Linked DNA regions of Homo sapiens: region 2 is linked to region 1. The links are chromatin loops, found by intact Hi-C in ENCODE. Cell type or tissue: chondrocyte. All regions are shown on one strand. Links, peaks and the distances in the headings refer to the core of each region. The heading gives the core; the rest is flanking DNA.

What was found. Peaks named below come from ENCODE experiments on the same cell type or tissue, not always from the same donor. Only the 100,000 strongest peaks of a DNase experiment are listed, where the experiment ranks them.
Region 2: a loop joins it to region 1, with 6 times the contacts of the local background. A loop is called at or near these places in 9 of 110 quality-filtered maps.

Annotation. Positions count from the first base shown.
Region 1 is chr12:1,589,980-1,592,479 of GRCh38, forward strand. The region is part of intron 1 of FBXL14 (F-box and leucine rich repeat protein 14); the gene reads right to left. Among named protein-coding and RNA genes, the nearest start is that of FBXL14, 3.4 kb to the right of the region's middle. In chondrocyte, for the core only: a CTCF peak has its summit at 1,274; no DNase peak of the experiment used is centred there.
Region 2 is chr12:1,531,901-1,538,676 of GRCh38, forward strand. LOC107984507 (a long non-coding RNA gene) reads right to left here and starts at 292. Exons shown (of 2, transcript NR_160736.1): 1 at 206-292. RefSeq lists enhancers at 1,658-1,857, 2,008-2,157. In chondrocyte, for the core only: CTCF peaks have their summits at 1,144 and 1,601; no DNase peak of the experiment used is centred there.

The DNA of each region.
Region 1 (2,500 bases), core at 1-2,500:
GGGTGCTCAAATTTTTATCAATTGAATCTGTACAGCCATGCAGTCTCTTGGAAGAAAAACAGACTAAGAACCCACTGCCGTGTAACCTTCAGGAGTTGTGTCAAATGCTGGATTAGAAAGCTGACCCTAATTCAGAGTCCCTACTTCTTAATAGGCTTCACACTTTTTTTTTTTTCCAGGCATTAAGCACTGTAACCTAAGTGGGAAGAAAGAGATCCACACCTTCCCCAAAGAAACAGAAGATGGATCTAGTGTCAGGCTCAATTAGACCCAATTGTGATGACTCTCCAAAAAGGAACAATGCGGCTTTTGTGATATGCTCAGGCAGAAAGCTTGGACATTTTACAAAACAATCTTATCCCAAGAGAAACCTGGGTTCCAGCCCTCTTCCTGGAAAGAGGGGTTGATCCAGGAAAGTTTTATACTACTCTTATCAGCTCTTGCTGAGATCAGTATTTTTTTTAACAATCTCAGAAACAACCCAGACCAATGTGAAACCAGGAATATGAACCACTCCCCTGTTGGAGCACTCACACCCATAGGTCTCCACAGCCAAACCACAGGGTGTCAGATTATTTTGTTACTGTCTACCAAAGGGAACTCTTGCTGGAATTCTGGTATTTCATTAATCTGCCCCGATTTCAGTCTAAAAACCCTTGACAGAGTGGATCCAGCGGCCAGCCTCGGCTATTGGAAGTGCTAAAATGCAAATGTGCAAAATCCTGGCCAAGCTCCCCATCCCCCAGGAAAGTGCTTCCTTACAGCCGGGCCTGGAGGGGAATGTGAAAAAGAGGGCTTGAGCTGCCCTCCTCCTCTCCACCCGGACCCTCGCTCACACTGGGAGATTCAGTATGCATGACTGAGCCGGCAAGCACGCAAGGACAGCGCTCTTTTAACTTTTCTCAACAATGGCTTCAGTCCTTCCACCTTCACATCCTCCCCACACCCACTCTCAGGGTAAAAAAAATCCATCTTTCTTGCCCACGTCGTGAACCACTTTTCAACATCACCTCTAGATCTCATTTTCACCCAAAGAAAAACTGGCCACTCGGGGAAACTGTGACTTACATACAAATCTGGTTTTTTAAAAAGTTTCATTTTGTTCAATTTCTTTAAATTTCCACGTTGTTGAAAGTTTAAAGCCAAACATTATATAAATCTCCAGTCTAATCACATTTCTAGAAACAAAACATGTCAGTAGTAAACCTTATACAGAATAAAATTCTACCCATGAGTTGACTCACCCCCACATAGGATGCACCAAACTCCACCTTGCGTCCTCTTAGAGTATACAAACAACACCTCCTACCTTGGCATGTACCCAAGCACACAATGCCTTAAAAATAATTCGCAGATACAAGGCTGTTGTTTTTTTTTTTTTTTTCAAAAACATACTTCATATTTCCTCTTTTATTATATAAATATCAGTTTAACCTTTTACTGTAAGAATATAAACGTTTTAAGAGGATCTTTGTTATTATTTATACAAATTCACAAACAGTACAATTAATTGATAAAGGTCTCTGGGTTTCTTTAACTCCATGGTCTTGCATGTTGCTGTGGAGGGTTCTAAAGAAATAACAACAAAAATCCAACGAAAATATACATCCTACTCAGAAGTGATTTCTTTAAAGCCACAAGTCCCAACCCCCACCAAAAGAAAGAAAGTCATCTATTCCTCCATTTAGAAACGGAATTTTTTAAAACCCACAAACTCCCATTTTGTTAATAGAACAGAGATAAGATATGAGCTTCATCACAGCCCCAGGGGCTCTGCAGGCCAGCTCTGCTCCTGTTTCCCACAGGAAGCCGCACTGTGTGACCTTTTTGGGGGGAAACTTGGAAGAGGGTGAGGGTAGGGCAGAATTTGCATATATAATCATCATTTTCAAGACACAATCTGCATCTCCAACAAAAACAACGGTTCAACTCTCATTGCTCCCACATATTTGTGCTATAAATTAAGATTTAGAAATAGGTCCTCAAATCCCAATGAACAAGGAGAAAAAGGAAATTATAGCCAGAATGTGGAAGTGGGGCACACTGGACGGATGGAGGCTGGGAAGAAGCCAACACAAAAAGACGGACAAACCCAAGGGCATCTTTCCAGTCTAGGCACAAACATGTTTCAGTCTCAAAATATCTCTCTTGTAGAATTCCAGGGCTTCAGAAAAAAAGTAAACTAAAACGAGGTAGCCAGACATATATATGTATATATATATATATATAATTTATATATATATAATATATAGAATATATTCAGCAGAAAAAAGGACCATGATTTCAAATTTTTTCCAAAAAAAAATTTTTAAACAGGAAAGAAGATTAAGAACATGAAATGAGCATGAATAGCAGAGTACTGTAAGAGGAGGAGTGATGAGAAGAGACTGGGATTAGTTACAAAGTGGAAGGGTGAAAAGGCCTTTGTAGCTGGGTTTGCTTTTTATACATTTCAAAATAAAAACCAGATCACAGTATTCAAATGAAAGCTGAAGTGAAA
Region 2 (6,776 bases), core at 524-3,023, 58 kb before region 1:
TGGCTCGGCAGGGCAGGGGCAGCCGCTAGCCAGCCACCAGCACTCGTCCAGGCACACGGGGGAAGCCTAGGGAGCCCCCTCCTGTGGCTGGCCCCTAAGGCAACGGAGAGCCCAGGCAGCAGCGGGCACGCCCTCAGAAGGCCTAAGGACCCTTTCCTGCACCCAGCCTCTCCTGCCATCCGATTAACCGGCAGAATTCACTTACGCAAAGGCAAGACTCCCCATCTCAGGCACAGACGAGCGGATGCCAGACCTGGAGCTTGCAGCCGCACCCCTGCCTAGGCTCACACACACAGGTCCTGGCAAACACACCGACCTATTAGAGGTGGAAGACTGAGGGGTGGTTTTCCTCCATCTCAAAATAGTGTCTGTTCTCGCTTTGACACACAAGATTCGTGGTTATAAATAGCAAGAAGGAGGAGGTGTGTCTCCTTGGAAGGATGGCAGTGCTGAAAGAGACCTCTTAGGCACCCTTGTGAGAGGAGTGATGGAGCTGGCGTCTTCATGGTGATGACAAGTCCAGCAGTCCAAGGGAAGGGTCACAATTAAAACCAGGGCTTTTTACTAACAGATGCAGGTGGCGCGGACAACAGGGCAGGACGTGAAGGGAGTAAAGGAACCTAAAGTGACAATGGATGGGTCAATACCCAAAGGCAGTCAGGAGAGACATCTCCCCTTCCCTTTCTTTCTCTTCTTAAAGACAGTCAGGCCAAGGGCGTGTGACACTCTGTGGGATCTGCCTGCCAGGGGAGCAGGAGCCAGGCTCGGAGGAGCTGGCTGGTCTTTTTCCACCCATGGATTTCATACTTTCCCAGGCTCTGATATCTTATGTATTTGAATATGAATAGGTGATTGAGCGTGTGTGTCTGTGTGTTTCTCCAAGGTATCTGAAACCGGTCCCCTCTTTAGTTCATTTGGTGATTGTAATATCACCAGGGGTTTCTTATTGACTTGAAACTACCCTTTTCTAAAATTTTTTCTGTCCAAAAAGCATAAGTTAAAGGGATATTGCCAAAATTGCTGGGAGCCATATGCTGCGAAAAGAAAAAATCTGGAATTCTTCTTCCCTTGTGTATTTCACCCTCTGACTCTAGGGGCAGCTGAAAGATTTTTTGTTTGCTCTTCTTCAAGGTCAAGAAAGGCAGAGGACTAGGCTGGTCTGTTCTAATTTTTAATTCTAGGATGGTTCTGCTGCTTTCTGGATTGCCGCAGCCTGGCTTCTCTAGCATGGAGGGAAGTTTTTACGTGTGGTGATAGTCCTTGTCTTCTCTGAAATAGAAACCAGTCAGTCCAAAAAAGCTCTCGTGTCAGCGAGAGCTTTTTCTCTCTGGCTCCTTTTCAAACCGCCTGCCATTTATCTCCTTCATCTTCTAACCAGGTCTTCAGAGCCCATCTTTGCTCCAGCGCTAGTCCTGGATGCAGTCCTCAGAGTGTGTGGTCGTGGTGGTAGTTACTGGTTGTTGGGTAACTCCATCAGGTCTCTGAAGACACACAACAGCAGTAGATGTAAAAGCCCTCTGGGCAATGAGAGCATGTGGGAGCTCCACTTACGGGCAGCCTTGGCTGGTTTCTGTTGAGCGTCTTCACCGTTATCTACGAGTCCAGAAACATCCAGCAGAGGGATTGTGCATCGATATTGCCATCAAGATGAAAAGACATGCTCATTTTAAATCTGAGCCACCCTTTAAAGTAAAACTAACCTTCTGTCCATCTCTGGGGCGCAGCCTGTGTGCTCCCCCAAGCAGCATGCTGGAGGAACCCTGAAAACGGATCCGCTGTTTGGTACAGTTCTGGCTGGACTGTTCCCTTCAGCGAGAAATGCCCCAACTCTGGAGAGCAGGTGACTGCACAGCCCCTACCAGGCCCTCTCCACCCCTGGCCCGGCTCTGTTTACCTGGCTAAATTTAAACCTCCGCCCCCTCCATCCCAGTTTGAGCCACTGGCTTGCGGTCTCGCCACTGGGCTGGCTGCTGCGGCAGCATTTCCTGACTTCTTCGCCCCTGTGGTTGCAGTGTGGTCTCTTTGTGCTGCATGAGTCCTCTTCTAGGCTTTCTAAAGTTGGTCTCTCTCCCCGCTGCTTCTCCACCCATGTGGCTTTCTTCCCATCTCTTTCCTCCTGGGTGAGTTGGAACCTGGTTCGGTACTGGGGGAAGATGCTCTCCCCTAACCCTTCCAGATACTGTGCACGGAGATCACAGGAAGCCTAGACTCAAGCTGTCATTTAAGGTCCTCAGGGGGCTGTGCTGACTGTAATCATTACCCAGCCTGGCTGCCGGGCTGTCGGATCCCCTTTGAGTAAGCACGTAGGGTGCTGGCAGCAGTGCAGCCCTTAAAGGGACAGGGGCATTCTCTAAGGTCTTTGGCACCCCAAACCTCCAGCTCCCCTAAGAAACCAACCCACCTGGATGTCCTGTCCTTTGCATCACTGTCTTTTCTTGAGGTTTTGCTGGGGAGGGTGTTTGAGTGGGTTGGGGTGCACACGGTAGCTTCTCTCTGGATCTCAGTAATATTTTCTTTTCTTTCCTTTTTTTTTTTTTTTTTTTTTTTTTTAACAGGGTCTTTCTCTGCTGCTCAGGCTAGAGTGCAGTGGTATGATAATGGCTCACTGCAGCCTCGACCTCCTGGGCTCAAGTGATCCTCTCACCTCAGTCTCCCCAGTGGCTGGGATTGTAGGAGCCGTGCACCACCATGCCTGGCTAATTTTGTTCTTTTTTAATTTTTTGTATAAATTGGGTTTCACTATGTTGCCCAGGCTGGTCTTGAATTCCTGGGCTTAAGTGATTCTCCTGCCTCAGCCTCCCAAAGTGCTGGGATTATAGACATGAGCCACCTTGCCCAGCCTTGCTTGTCTTTTCTATAAAGTGAGAGCATTGGGTTAGTTGGTCCCAGGGGCCCCTTCCAGCTCTAACATCCTGTCACTCTGAACAGCTCGAGCTCTTTCAGGTTTGGGAATCCCTCTGCTGTGGACAGGCCTGGAGTGTCCCCACCAGAGGGGTGGGGGGTGCTCTGGGCCTGCTGCTTTCACAGAGTTACTGTTTCACCAGCCGTGGTCTCAGAGGCAGGGTTTGTGGTCAAGCTGGAGGCTCAGGTTGTGCTCCTGGCTTTGGGCTTGGGCCTGCCAGGGGCCTCTGTGGTTCGCTGGCATCTGGGAGATTATGACAAGCCTCTGTCTCCAGCTTTGGGTGACTTTGGGGCTGGTGCCTGAGTTCTAGGGGGAGGCACCCCAACCTTTCTTAAAGGGGTATACAGTCTCCTCTGTAGCCTCCTAGAGCCCCAGAAATGCTAACTCCTAAAAGGTTACTCCTGTCTGATTTATACAGTGGATTTACTGAGGCCTGGGAAACGATAGCTGGCCTTGGCTTAGAAAAGGCAGTGAACTCAAAAGTTCTTGGTTTACACACTTTAGCCCCCAAAAGTCACTTTAGAGTTATCTGCAAATGATTAATTGTTGGATTTGCTCTGAGTCCTGTTGTGGAAGCAAAAACTGTAACATAAAAATATAATGTTATGAAAAATCTAAAGTAACAAAGCTTTTCTGAGGCCAGCTCGTGGTCATCCTGTTTGCTGCTCTCAGTGTGGCTCCTCTTAAAGAGGTCAAGCCCAGAACCGAAGGTGCGCAGCCACAGAGCAGCCCTGAGCTCCTGGGCTCTTGCTGGTGTCGTGCCTTCACTGGTGACACTTCCTGAACTTAACCAGTGGATGGACATGGGCAAGAGGCCAGTGGCCCCGCACCCATTTTTCTTACCGGTGAATATCCCCCAGATGACAGGAGGCTTGTCTTGCTCTGGGAGGTTGGGGCAAAGTTGAGTGCCTGTCATAGACTCCTCCCTAAGGTTATAGATTTCACCAGTATTTGTTGAGAAGTTTCTCCTGAGAAATTTTGAGTAAAGAATTACTGAATTTTCTTAGAAATCTTGTTTGGGGGTATGAGACCTGCAATCAAAGCAATTAAACTTTTAAAGAGATTGTGTATATAAATTGAGAACTAGAATATCACCCTTGGGAGCGGGGGCTGGTGAGTGAAGGAAGAGGGGGCATTTTCAGTTGCATTGATAGGGTATATGCTGGGACGAGGAGGGCTTTTGAGGCAGACTTCTGGGTGCAAACCCCAGCACAGCTGCGTCACCTGAGGTAGGGCAGGTTACCTGACTTCTCTGTGTCTCTGTTTTCTTACTTGTGTACTGGAAACCGTAACTTTATACCTATCTCTATGTGGTATGTGGTGGTTAGGACTAGTGTACATAAAGCATCTGGACCATGCCTGGAGCCTTGTGGGGCTCTAGATGCGACAGCTTTTGTGGTGATATTGATGAAGGGAAGGAAGAGGGAGGCAGGTCGATGGGAGAGGAGAGCTCAATGCTGACGTGGTCCTGCGCAGTTGAGAATCCGGCGAGTCCCTGGCTGAAAAGGAGGGGGTCCTGCTGACCCCATCTCAGAGGCATCTGTCGTTTTAACTAAGCAAATGCTGATATGTTCCCTGGATTTGGAAGTCACCCAAAATCTTAACTTGTTGCATTTTGTTATTCTTAAAAAGGTAACCTCTGTGAAGTCATATCTAAAATCAGCTTTAGGCTGGGCAAGGTGGCTCACGCCTGTAATCCCAGCACTTTGGGAGGCCGAGGATCATTTGAGGTCAGGAGTTCGAGACCAGCCTGACCAAAGCTCATCCTAAGCTCGGGTGATCCTCCTGCCTCAGCCTCGTGAGTAGCTGAGACTACAGGCACGCACGACCGTGTCCGACTAATTTTTAAATTTTTTGTAGAGATAGGGTCTCATTATGTTGTCCAGGCTGGTCTTGAACTCCACTTCAAGTGATCCTCCCACCTTGGCCTCTCAAAGCTCTGGGATTGCAGGTGTGAGCCACCACTGCTGGCCCATTGCCTCCCCTTTGCTGTACGACCTTCACTTGGCTTCCAGAGCATCTCACTCTTCCAGTTTCTCTTCTTGCTCATCGGCAGCAGCTCACCTGGTTATCTCTTTGGACCTCTTGTCTTCTCTATGTACAGTTATACGCTGCATAAAGATGTTTCGGTTAATGATGGACTGCATAGACCACAGTGGTTGCATAAGATATTTCACTGTGCCTTTTCTATGTTTAGATTTGTTTAGATACACAAATACTTACCACTGTGTTCCAGCTGCCTAGAGTATCCAGTACAGTCACATGCTGTGCAGGTTTGCAGCCCAGGAGCAATCAGCTAGAGCATCTCACTTGGGTGTATAGTAGGCTCTACCATCTAGGTTTGTGTAAGTTCACTCTGTGACACTCACACAGTAATGACATTGCCTAATGACACGTTTCTCAGGATGTATCCCTGTTGTTAGGCGACGTGTGACTGTACTGTACACTCTGATGGTTGTAAGTACTGTCTCTACCCTTAGGAACCTCATGGTTTTGTGTCTTGCCTGCTCCTCTCTCTTGAACTCCAGACCGGTGTTGCTGAAGCAGCACCTCCTCTACAGAATTACATGCCTCTGAGCTCGTCCCTGCCTTCCCATAGCCCTCTCCATCTCATCCTCCTTGTTGCTCATGCTGTAAACCCTGGAGTCAGTCTTGACTTTTCCCTTCTCTCCCTTCTGACATCGAATCCATCAGTGATTCTTGCCAAATCCAAATTCAGAACGTTCTCAGCACCCTGATGACTTCTCACCTCCTCTACCCTTCTCATCCCGGCTCATTAGGAGGCACCTCCTAATTGGTCTTTCTGAGTTAGTTAGGGCAGCAATCCTGTGTGATATGTCAGATCTTGTCACTTTTCTCTTCAAAACCTTCCAGTGGCCTTCCATCTCATGCAGGAGAAAGCCAAGTTCTCACACTGGCTTGCAAGCCCTTGGTGGGCAGCCCCCACTTACCTCTGCGACCTCACCCTAGCGAGGACTTCTGTGACTTTCCTATATAGATCATAACCCTTTCATCATTCTCTAGCCCTCTTCTCTGCTTTATTTCTCTCTGTTATACCCATGGAACATACAGGTATTTTATATTTCCCTTATTGGTCCTCTGTCTGCTTCCCCTTGCTAAAACAGAAACACCACAAGGGCAGGGGTTGTTGTCTGTTTTGTCCACTGTTGTATCTTAAAGAGTACATGGGACAGTGCCTGACACGCAGTGGGTGTTCAGTGAACATTTGCTGAAGGACTTAAGTGGATGAAAGACAGCGGTTTCACCTGTTGGCAGGGAAGAGTGTTAACAGTGGGAACAGGCTGAGCGTGGTGGCTCATTCCTGTAATCTCAGTGCTTTGGGAGGGATGGCTTGAGGCCAGGAGTTCTAGACCAGCCTGAGCAACATAACAAGACACCCATCTCTACAAAAAATTTTAAAAAGTATCTGGGTGTGGTGGTGAACACCTGTAGTCCCAGCTACTTGGGAGGCTGAGGTGGGAGCATCCCTTGACCCTGGGAGGTTGAGGCTGCAGTGAGCTATGACTGTGCTGCTGCACTCCAGCCTGGGTGACAGAGGGAGACCTTGTCTGAAAACAAGCAAACAAAATCGTAGGTTCTTCCTCTGCTCCGTTGCTCCCTCCCCATCTTGGCCTCCTTTGCCATACCATAGAGGTGGGGCAGCTGGCGAGAACATGTGGCCCTGGGATATGCCTGTTTTATCAGAACTGATGAAAGTATAACATGTTCACTGAAAAACATTGACTTTTTTTCATTTTTTAATTCATTCATATTTTCATTGAAAATATGAAGAAAATGATGATTTTGAGTTATCATTGGTAGGATTTTGGTGCATTCCTTTTCGGTTTTTTCTGCCTGTGTGTACAAGCACACA